2 separate regions of the Homo sapiens genome follow, and region 2 is linked to region 1. A link is a loop called in an ENCODE intact Hi-C map of the cell type or tissue named here. Cell type or tissue: heart right ventricle. All regions are shown on one strand. Each heading gives the region's core, and the rest is flanking DNA. Links, peaks and the distances in the headings are about the cores only.

Region 1 (4,405 bases), core at 324-4,323:
CAATAACTGTTTACTGAATGAATTCATGAATGAGTGAATATCTCTAGACCCGTGTCAAATGAATTAATTAACTTTAAGAAAACAGACTAGTGATTATATTTGTGGGTTTCTGATTTGATTTTAACTGTGGAATACATAATTTATCTCTAGCAATATTTGCATCATTTTTGGCAAAAAAAAAAAAAAAAAGAAAAAAAGATGAAGAAAACCCAACTAAGTATCAGTTTAAAAAATCAGGAAATTTGTTTTCTGATGTCACAAGAAGCTGGGAGGCAGAGTGGTTGTGGGGTTGGTTATTTTGCTTCTGCAGTAACATCCTCAAGTTATCAGCCATATTTTGCTTGTCTACTCTGCCATCTTCAACATGCTGTCTTGGTCCTCTACTTCCTTCTCATAATTACAGGATAGATTCAGAAGGTCCAGCATCTTCTCCTCACCCTAATTTAACTAGAGACAGCTAAGCAACTAAACTTTCTCCTGAGACTATTTTAAAGATTAAAAAATCTTTCTCCCAAGCCTCTGCAACAGATATGTACTCATTGTCCAGGACAATATCATGTGCACTATTTCTAAACTGAACAGTGGCAAGGTGGATGGGCTTATCATGACAGGGTTAGATTTATCAAAATTCCCTCCCTGGGGATGTGGAAGGGGCTAGCCTCTCCTGGTGACATGGCCATCTGATTGCTGAACCAAATTAACTTACTGTGAAAAGAGGTAAAAGAAATGGCTGTTGAATAAACCACTATGAAGAGTTTTAGATCTATACAGCCACTTTTATGCATGAACATCCGCTAAGTGCCAGATGGATCCCCCAACCCTTCTCTCACTATTCCGAGTTTATTTGCCACATGTTTATGGCAGATACATTATTTTTTTCTGGCATAAATGTTGTTATCAATAGAACTAAGAAAAAATAATTCCACTACTACAGACCCCTCTGCTTTTGAAATAAATCAGATTCCAGTTCTGCCTGAGCTCCATATTCCTGGCCATTTAAGATCATATGCTAGATTCTAACCCTACATTATTTTGATGGGTAAAAATAACCCTGAACTTACTAAAAAAAAATTATAATAATACCTGGGTGGCCCAGTAAGTTTGTATTTCTGGAAATTTACTAAAATCTAAATTACCTTTTCATAGTGAAGATGGGGAAAGGATAAACAGAGTGAATACCATATGGCCTGCCTCTTGTTACTGGTAGAAATAGCATTGTCCTTTACCCAGGCCATTCATCTTGAAAAATCATACTTGCCCTTTATTTTTGAGATCTGATCACCTCATTTTTGATTAGGTTCTATGTCCCCAGCTAACTGCACACTTTGAAGAACCTGAACCAGTTTGAAGGCTGCCCTTCTCATTTAGCAGCAGGTACAGCAATAATAGCAGCTAAAAACATTGATTGTGAATAACCCCTCAAAGACATCCAATAGCATTCTCGCCTCTTCAGCTCTAATTGAGTCTGCATTTCCTCATGTGTTTCCTGGCTTCATGGTTCATGATGAGTTTTAACACAAGAGAAAAGAAAACAAGATGATTGCCATGACACCCTTTGGGTCACAAATCCACAAAAAAAAGAGTAGATTGAGAAATCTGTGGCAAAAATAAACAAAATAATAATCATGAAAGTTTAAGAATCTCAACAGGGACAGAGCAAAAACCGTATGTGCTCAGACTCTCATAGGATATATTAAATTTGGCTGCCTGTTGCAAAGAAGTCTGTGGATAGACAAACATTCTGTCAGTCCTAATTACCTCACTGGGCCTGTTTTTGTTACTTCAGGCTCTCTGCCGTCTGGCATGGGCGCCCTGCATCAGCCAAGATCCTAGCCAGCTGAAGAAGATTGAGAGGCAGGCCTTGCACCCGCGTCTGTGAACTGTCACTCTGTGTCTCTTTAGACTTGTGATGGGGTATGCCTTCCAATAGGCTGTCAGTTTGATTCCTGACTTGCCAAAGCAGCTGTGTGCACCAAGGTCTTTAAAAAAATCATAGAGGGAGACCTGATCTAGTCCAGCAAATGATGACAAAAAAAACAGTCATTACTTAAGAAAGAAGAAAAGTATAGCAACCATTAAGTGACAAAATTAACTAACTCATTTTGTGACCAGTAAGTGTGAAGCAAAAAAAAAAAAAAAAAGCAGTCATCATCCAAACCCACAAATTAACACTGTAAATGATCCATGCAGAAATGAACTTGAAATGAATTCTACTGGCTCAGTTAATGTGTTGAAAAAGCACATTGAGTTGGTAGGGTCCTTTGGCTTCCACTACATTCGACTCTGTTGGGGAAAAAAATGCTATAATTGGTACCAACACATCCTGTGAACTGCAAAGCCAAGAATATTTTGTTGTCCATGACATTTTCCCCAGGGTTAATACCCTTCTTACTTCAATTAGAGAGATATTTAAAAGATCAACCCAAAGATTAGCACCAAAGCATATTTTTCTTTACTGTTTTAATGTCAGGGATGGAGAACAAAGAGTTTACTTCACTATAACTACAAAGCGTTTCAAAACCCAGAGAAAAAGGAAAAGTTCCCTTCTTTGGGCATAGCAGTGATGAAACTGTGGTCACAAACTCAACATCACTTGACATCACCATGGCTTTGGGATTTTTTTGAATTTTTTACTTCTTTAATTTTTAATTTTTGTGGGTACATAGTAGGTGTATATATTTATGAGGTACATGTTTTGATATAGGCATGCAACGCGCAATTATCACATCACAGAAAATGGGGTATCCATCGCCTCAAGCATTTACAAACAATCCAATTATACTCTTTGTTATTTTAAAATGTACGATTAAATTATTATTCCCATAGTCATTCTGGTGTGCTATCAAATATTGGTCTTATTCATTATTTCTATCTTTTGTACGCATTAATCATCTCCACCACCATCTCTCACTACCCTTCCTAGCCTCTGGTAACCATCCTTCTACACTCTATCTCCATGAGTTCAATTTTTTTTTTTTTGATTCGTAGATCTTAGAAATAAGTGAGAACATACAATGTTTGTCTTTCTGCGCCTGGCTTATTTCACTTAACATAATGACCTCCGGTTCAATTCATATTGTTGCAAATGACTGGATCTCATTCTTTTTCATGGCTGAGTAGTACTCCATTGTGTATATGTACCACATTTTCTTTATTCATACATCTGTTGATGGACACTTAGGTTGTTTCCAAATCTTGGCTATTGTGAATAGCACCGCAACAAACATGGAAGTACAGATATCTCTTTGATATACTGTTTTCTTTGGGGTATATACCAGTAGTGGAATTGCTGGATCATATGATAGCTCTATTCTTAGTTTTTTGAGGAAGCTTCAAACTGTTCTCCATAGTGGTTGTACTAGTTTATATTCTCACCAACAGTGCACAAGCGTTTGTTTCTCCACATCCTCACCAGCATTTGTTCTTAATTGTCTTTTGGATATAAGCCATTTTCACTGGGGTGAGATTATATCTCATTATAGTTTTGATTTGCATTTCTCTGATAATCAATAATGTTGAGCACCTTTTCATATGAGTGTTTCCCATTTGTATGTCTTCTTTTGAAAAATGTCTATTCACCTCTTTTGCCTATTTTTAAATCTGCTTTGTGTTTATAGCCCACTTACCAAATAAATTATTCTTGTAGTCTCCTTCCTCAAAGTGGACATCAATACTCCCACTCTTCATTCCTAAATAATTATCCATCTCACAACATGGGGTAGTCTGAAAATGCATAGAGAGAAACATCCTTCTTTGAAAAGAAATGGATGTCCGGGTGCGGTAGCTCGTGCCTGTAATCCCAACACTTTAGGAGGCCGAGATGGTTGGATCACCTGAGGTCAGGAGTTCAAGACCAGCCTGGCCAACATGGTGAAACCCCATCTCTACTAAAAATACAAAAATTAGCCAGGCATGGTGGCACGTGATTTTAATCCCAGCTACTTGAGGGGCTGAGGCAGGAGAATCGCTTGAACCTGGGAGGCAGAGGTTGCAATGAGATGAGATCATGCCACTGCATAACAGCCTGGGCGACAGAGTGAGACTCCATCTCAAAAAGAAAAAAGAAAGAAAGAAAAGAAATGGACAGAAATCTGTGCAGTATGTCTGGGATGCTAGCTCCAAGTTATCATGAAGGAAAGAATAAGAATGAAGAACATCCAGCCTCAGGAGACTCCAGAAGAAGTTGTCTGCCTGCCAACATTATGGCATAGGCCTAATCTGAAAGCAAGAACCTGGCTTGAGAGGTTTGTAGTCTTGTTTCAGCTTCTTGTAATGGCTATCATTATAACTATTTGCATCCTTGCTGGTGGCTTTGGCTAATTATATTTAACCTCTCTCTGGGTCAGTTTCCTTATCTATAAAATGAGGATAAATAAAAATACCTACATAAAAGGATTGTTCTGAA
Region 2 (4,405 bases), core at 200-4,199, 52 kb before region 1:
ACCCAGAGCATTTCAAAAGAGTTGCATTTCAAAAAAACATACTTGCTAAAATCCTTCCACTAAAGATTAGGCTCATCTAGGATTAATTAGGAAACAGCTTTGGAGAAGCTAGAGCAGAGTTTGGAAACAGAGGTAAATAATGTGGTAGATAAGTGAGTGGAAGGCATGTTAGGCTGAAGGATCATGCCACAGCTTGGAGGCTGAACTCATTTGGCATGGGTGAGAACAATCTACATTCACAGAAGAAACACGAATTCCAAAGTAGGCTTGGTTCAGGGAGTTTTCTCTAAGAATACTGCAGTAGTCCTAGCATATCAGGTAACTGGAAAAGTCAACCAGCACTTTGAATCATAATTACTAAGAAGTCAATGAGAAGAGAGCAGGTAAATCTTGAAGAATCCATTATCCTTATGGATAACACATCACAGAAGATAATTCTTAAATTCGTTTTTTAAAATGTTGTCCTGGATAATTCAAGAGTTGCCATAAATTTTCAATGACCTCAATATTTCAAAGCTAGCATATTTTAAATTCATTTTTATTCATTTGTCTAAGTTTTACTTCTCCCTTGTAAGCTGTATGCTTTACTATAAGATAAATTAACAGTACCATTTAATGCATTTGTTCCTTCTAGAATCCAGAATTATCACCCGTAAGGCAGAAATTCTGCCAATTATAATCCTATCCTCACAAGACATCATCAAAACGCTGATTCATACTGACTAAACAAGCTGCATATTAATTACTCATTTCAATGTCAGCATGTTCATTATATATTGCTCTTTCCAGGGGAAGGAAAGACAAGGAGATGCTAACGCTTCTAGGGCATTTCATTAAAATGCACAACGCAGCAAAAAATAAGTTGCTTTTGCCCTTTAACTGAATTATGAAGAACAAACTTATGAAAATTATATTGGAACTGAAGGCTTTACCATTTAAAGACAACAGCACATTTTCTGTCACTTTTCATACATGTTTTTGGTGGCTCAAATCTACTCGAGTTATGCGATGGTCTCCCCAGTCCATACCACTATATCCTATGCCTCTCGTTGCTCACTGTAAGCCCTGTCTCACTAGAATGGCATGTGCTGGTAATGCCTGGGGTGACAAAGAGAATTGGACATAGTAGAAACTCATCTTGGACTTAGACTGTGTTCACCTGCTGGTCCAATTACAAAGGCTGTTATCAGAGTCGGGTGGGGAGCCTCAGTACATCATAGTAAACCTCAGAGCTGCTCCTGCCCCAGCCTCCTGGACACATGTATAAGCCCAAGAGAGGGAGATAGAGCTGTAATTGCTAATCAAAATAATTATGTTTAGTAAATTGTGTAATCCATCTGTTCCAATTACCCTACCAGAACATAAGACAAAGGGGAAGAGAATCCAGCTGTCTCATTTCCTACCTCTTCCCACTCCCCTGACACAAACCGCAGGCAGGTTGGTTATGATGCCACCTCAGGTCTTCCTTGATGGTGAATCAATCCAGCTGCCAACAGTGCTGAGCAGAGAAACAGGAAAGACTGAAATGGCCATTGGGGGAGCAAGGAGCAGGCGGGCCCAAAATCAGGAAAGCAGATGCAGAGCAATGTCAGGGGGCAGAGCTTACAGAAGAGCAATAAGAGGATCAAACTGAGCAGGGCTGCTGGGTGCCTCCAGGGTGAAACTGCTTGCAAGTACATTTGAGGCACCCTTTAGAGGGCCCCAGAAATGCAGGTGGGTGGTCTGGCAGGGGACCTGAAAGTCCTTTACCAACAAGTAGAAAAGGCTAGCGAAACTAGTGGAATTTGAGCTGTTCTTATTAATGTGACCTCATGTGGTCCTAGCTGATGAGTCCTAGGAGAAATGTGTGGTATATATGAATCTGGGGAGAGCTCCCCTTTCTCTAATATAAAACAGATGTCTGTAAACTAACATTGTAGGAGAATAAATTTGAGCACTCCAAATGGCTAATGAAATATATCAAGTTCCTTTTTTTTTGTTTTAATCTTTTGAGCTTAAGTACAAAGCATAGGGTGTGAGATGATCATGGTAGGCAAGAAAGAAGATGAAAGAAAAGTAGAGAGAAAGAGAAGTAGTTCATGGTTCAATAAACACCTACTGCGTTCTTGGCTCTTTGGTGGATTTTTTGTTCATGGCCATTGTTTTAGCTGATTTTCAAAAGTAAAAAAAAAAAAACGAGTCAAGTATTATTATCATCATTTTACAATGAAGAGATGAGTTTCAGAGATAGGAAGCAACTTGTAAGGGAGACCACACAGTTTCTAAACATTGGAGGTAAAATTTGAATCAAGGTCTATGTGATATCAAAGCCTATGCCTGCACTCCTAAGCATGAGCAAGACAACACTCTGGGGTGCAGAAAGAAAACATTAAAATTCCTATTTAGATTATTTTTGACCTACGCTTTTTGGTAAGATCATTTTAATCCAATGCAGGTAGTGACATACCACATCTGGTTCACAAAATATGCTGAATTAAAAGGGGTTGACAGAAGGATGACAGCATCCTCCTCATTCATTGGTCAGCTTTTATTGTATTATGATGTGCTGTAGTTTATGTGGCCAAGTAAAATCTCTTATATTGAGTTTTTAGCTAACATACCTCAGAGAACAGACTAATGGCTCTAAAATATCCCCCTAAAGAAGCAAGAGATTGATGTAAACACTAATGATGTACACACATGTAAGCGTGTGAGTGTGATCTCTTTGTCAGCCACAAAAACAGAGAAACGATGATGACACAATAGACTCTGACTCAAAGTCAGGCAAAAAAATTCTTTTAATTATCAAGCCTATTTGAGGTATGGGTTGATATTCATTATTTAAACATTGCCTTTGCCTATGTAACATATTTGCATGCACTGTGCTTTTGGAGGTTTTTTTTTTCAGTAATGAATATTATTGAAACCAAGTATATCCACTTAGAAGCCAATCCATGAATCACTGTTTCAAATTTTAAACAAATAATTTCAAAGACAATAAAATATTTGGAATAAATTTAATACTAATAAAGTTTAGTACTAGTAAGTTTAGTATTTTATGCAGAACAAAATGATTGGTCATCAACAAATATAAACCTTTAAAATATTATATATTTCATCTTTGTTCCATTTTGAAACTTTTCTCTTTTGGAATAAAATGGACATAATATAATAATTCAATGAGATACATATGAAATTCATAAAAAATAAATATTTCTATTAAGAATATATGTTCAAAAAATCTGATAGAGTGTGTTATCAAAAAAATTGCTGGCTGCTCCATCATACATCAGAGTGTAGTGAATATGGTGTGGTTATTAAAAGTTATTAATAAGTATTTTTAAGCAAATAAATAGAAGAAAAAGTACTACATAGGTATGAGGTATACCTCATAGAGTAAGAGATGTTTGGAAAACAAAGAGTAGGGGAGACAGCCTTAACTTAATTTTAATAAGAAGGTTGAAGCCACTGGAGGGTGACCACACATCGCTGTTAGCCTTGGCTTATGCCTGCTCTTCCACATCCCCCCAGATGATGTCCCTTTCCCCTTCAAAGTGATCTGATTTAAATGATAAACTTTACAATCACTCTAATTATACAGAAATTTTAAAAAATGTTTAACTTCTTCATGTGACTCTCTTTCTGTCACTTTCTTTTTACCCTGACCAAAAAAAAAAAAAAAAAAAAAAAACAGTATCTTTTTATTTTCACGGCCAGCCCTGTCATATGTACACAGTATCCTTTAAGCTATGATAAATGTATGTTATAGTTTTTCTTCCTTGCAAAATCCATCTCTCTCTCTCTCCTTAGGATTCTCCTTCCCCTGCCTATGAATATATCCAGGTCTTGCAAAATCTGAAATTAAAATTCAAAAAGATTTATTTTGAGACGCACGTCTCCCTTTGAACACTTCTCCCCCTTTCATTTTATTTGGAAAACTTTCTAAAGGAAAGTCCTTACTTGCTACATTTTCTTCCTTCTGTACTCAACACTGTATTGTAATTGCTGTCTTGGAGTTTCCCACTGACAATGCCACATCAAACACCCTGTTCCTTAGCTTATTCCACAGAAAGTTATGAGAGCTTATTGGAGGACTATGCAGGAATCCCACGCCTTTGACGAAAGAATGGTCCTTCTCTACTTTTAGGACAGTCAGAGAGGGTGTGAAGGGAGGAAGCTACCACCTGCCTACTTAGCCAGATGGACTGAATTGATTGGTCTTCAGATGGTCACAACCACACCATCCCACTCTGCAAAGGCATTTTCTTAACCTTCCTTCCCCTGCATCTTTACCTCTCTGAATACTTGAAATTATTGACCAGCTTTGCCATCTTAAAAGTTTCTATTATTTTGGTGTATTCTAGGACATTGCAGAATGTAGTATAAATAATATGTAATTTGGAGTCTGAAGGATCTGGATCTGAAT

Evidence for each region. A loop is a pair of places that touch in the nucleus more often than their neighbours do. Peaks named below come from ENCODE experiments on the same cell type or tissue, not always from the same donor. Only the 100,000 strongest peaks of a DNase experiment are listed, where the experiment ranks them.
Region 2: it touches region 1 in a loop (7-fold over the local background); 1 of 110 quality-filtered maps calls a loop at or near these places.

The regions. Positions count from the first base shown.
Region 1 is chr2:149,684,319-149,688,723 of GRCh38, reverse strand. The region is part of intron 1 of MMADHC-DT (MMADHC divergent transcript); the gene reads right to left. Among named protein-coding and RNA genes, the nearest start is that of MMADHC, 99 kb to the right of the region's middle. In heart right ventricle, for the core only: no CTCF peak of the experiment used is centred there; a DNase peak (open chromatin) is centred at 1,830.
Region 2 is chr2:149,736,403-149,740,807 of GRCh38, reverse strand. The region is part of intron 1 of MMADHC-DT (MMADHC divergent transcript); the gene reads right to left. Among named protein-coding and RNA genes, the nearest start is that of LINC01931, 120 kb to the left of the region's middle. In heart right ventricle, for the core only: no CTCF peak of the experiment used is centred there; no DNase peak of the experiment used is centred there.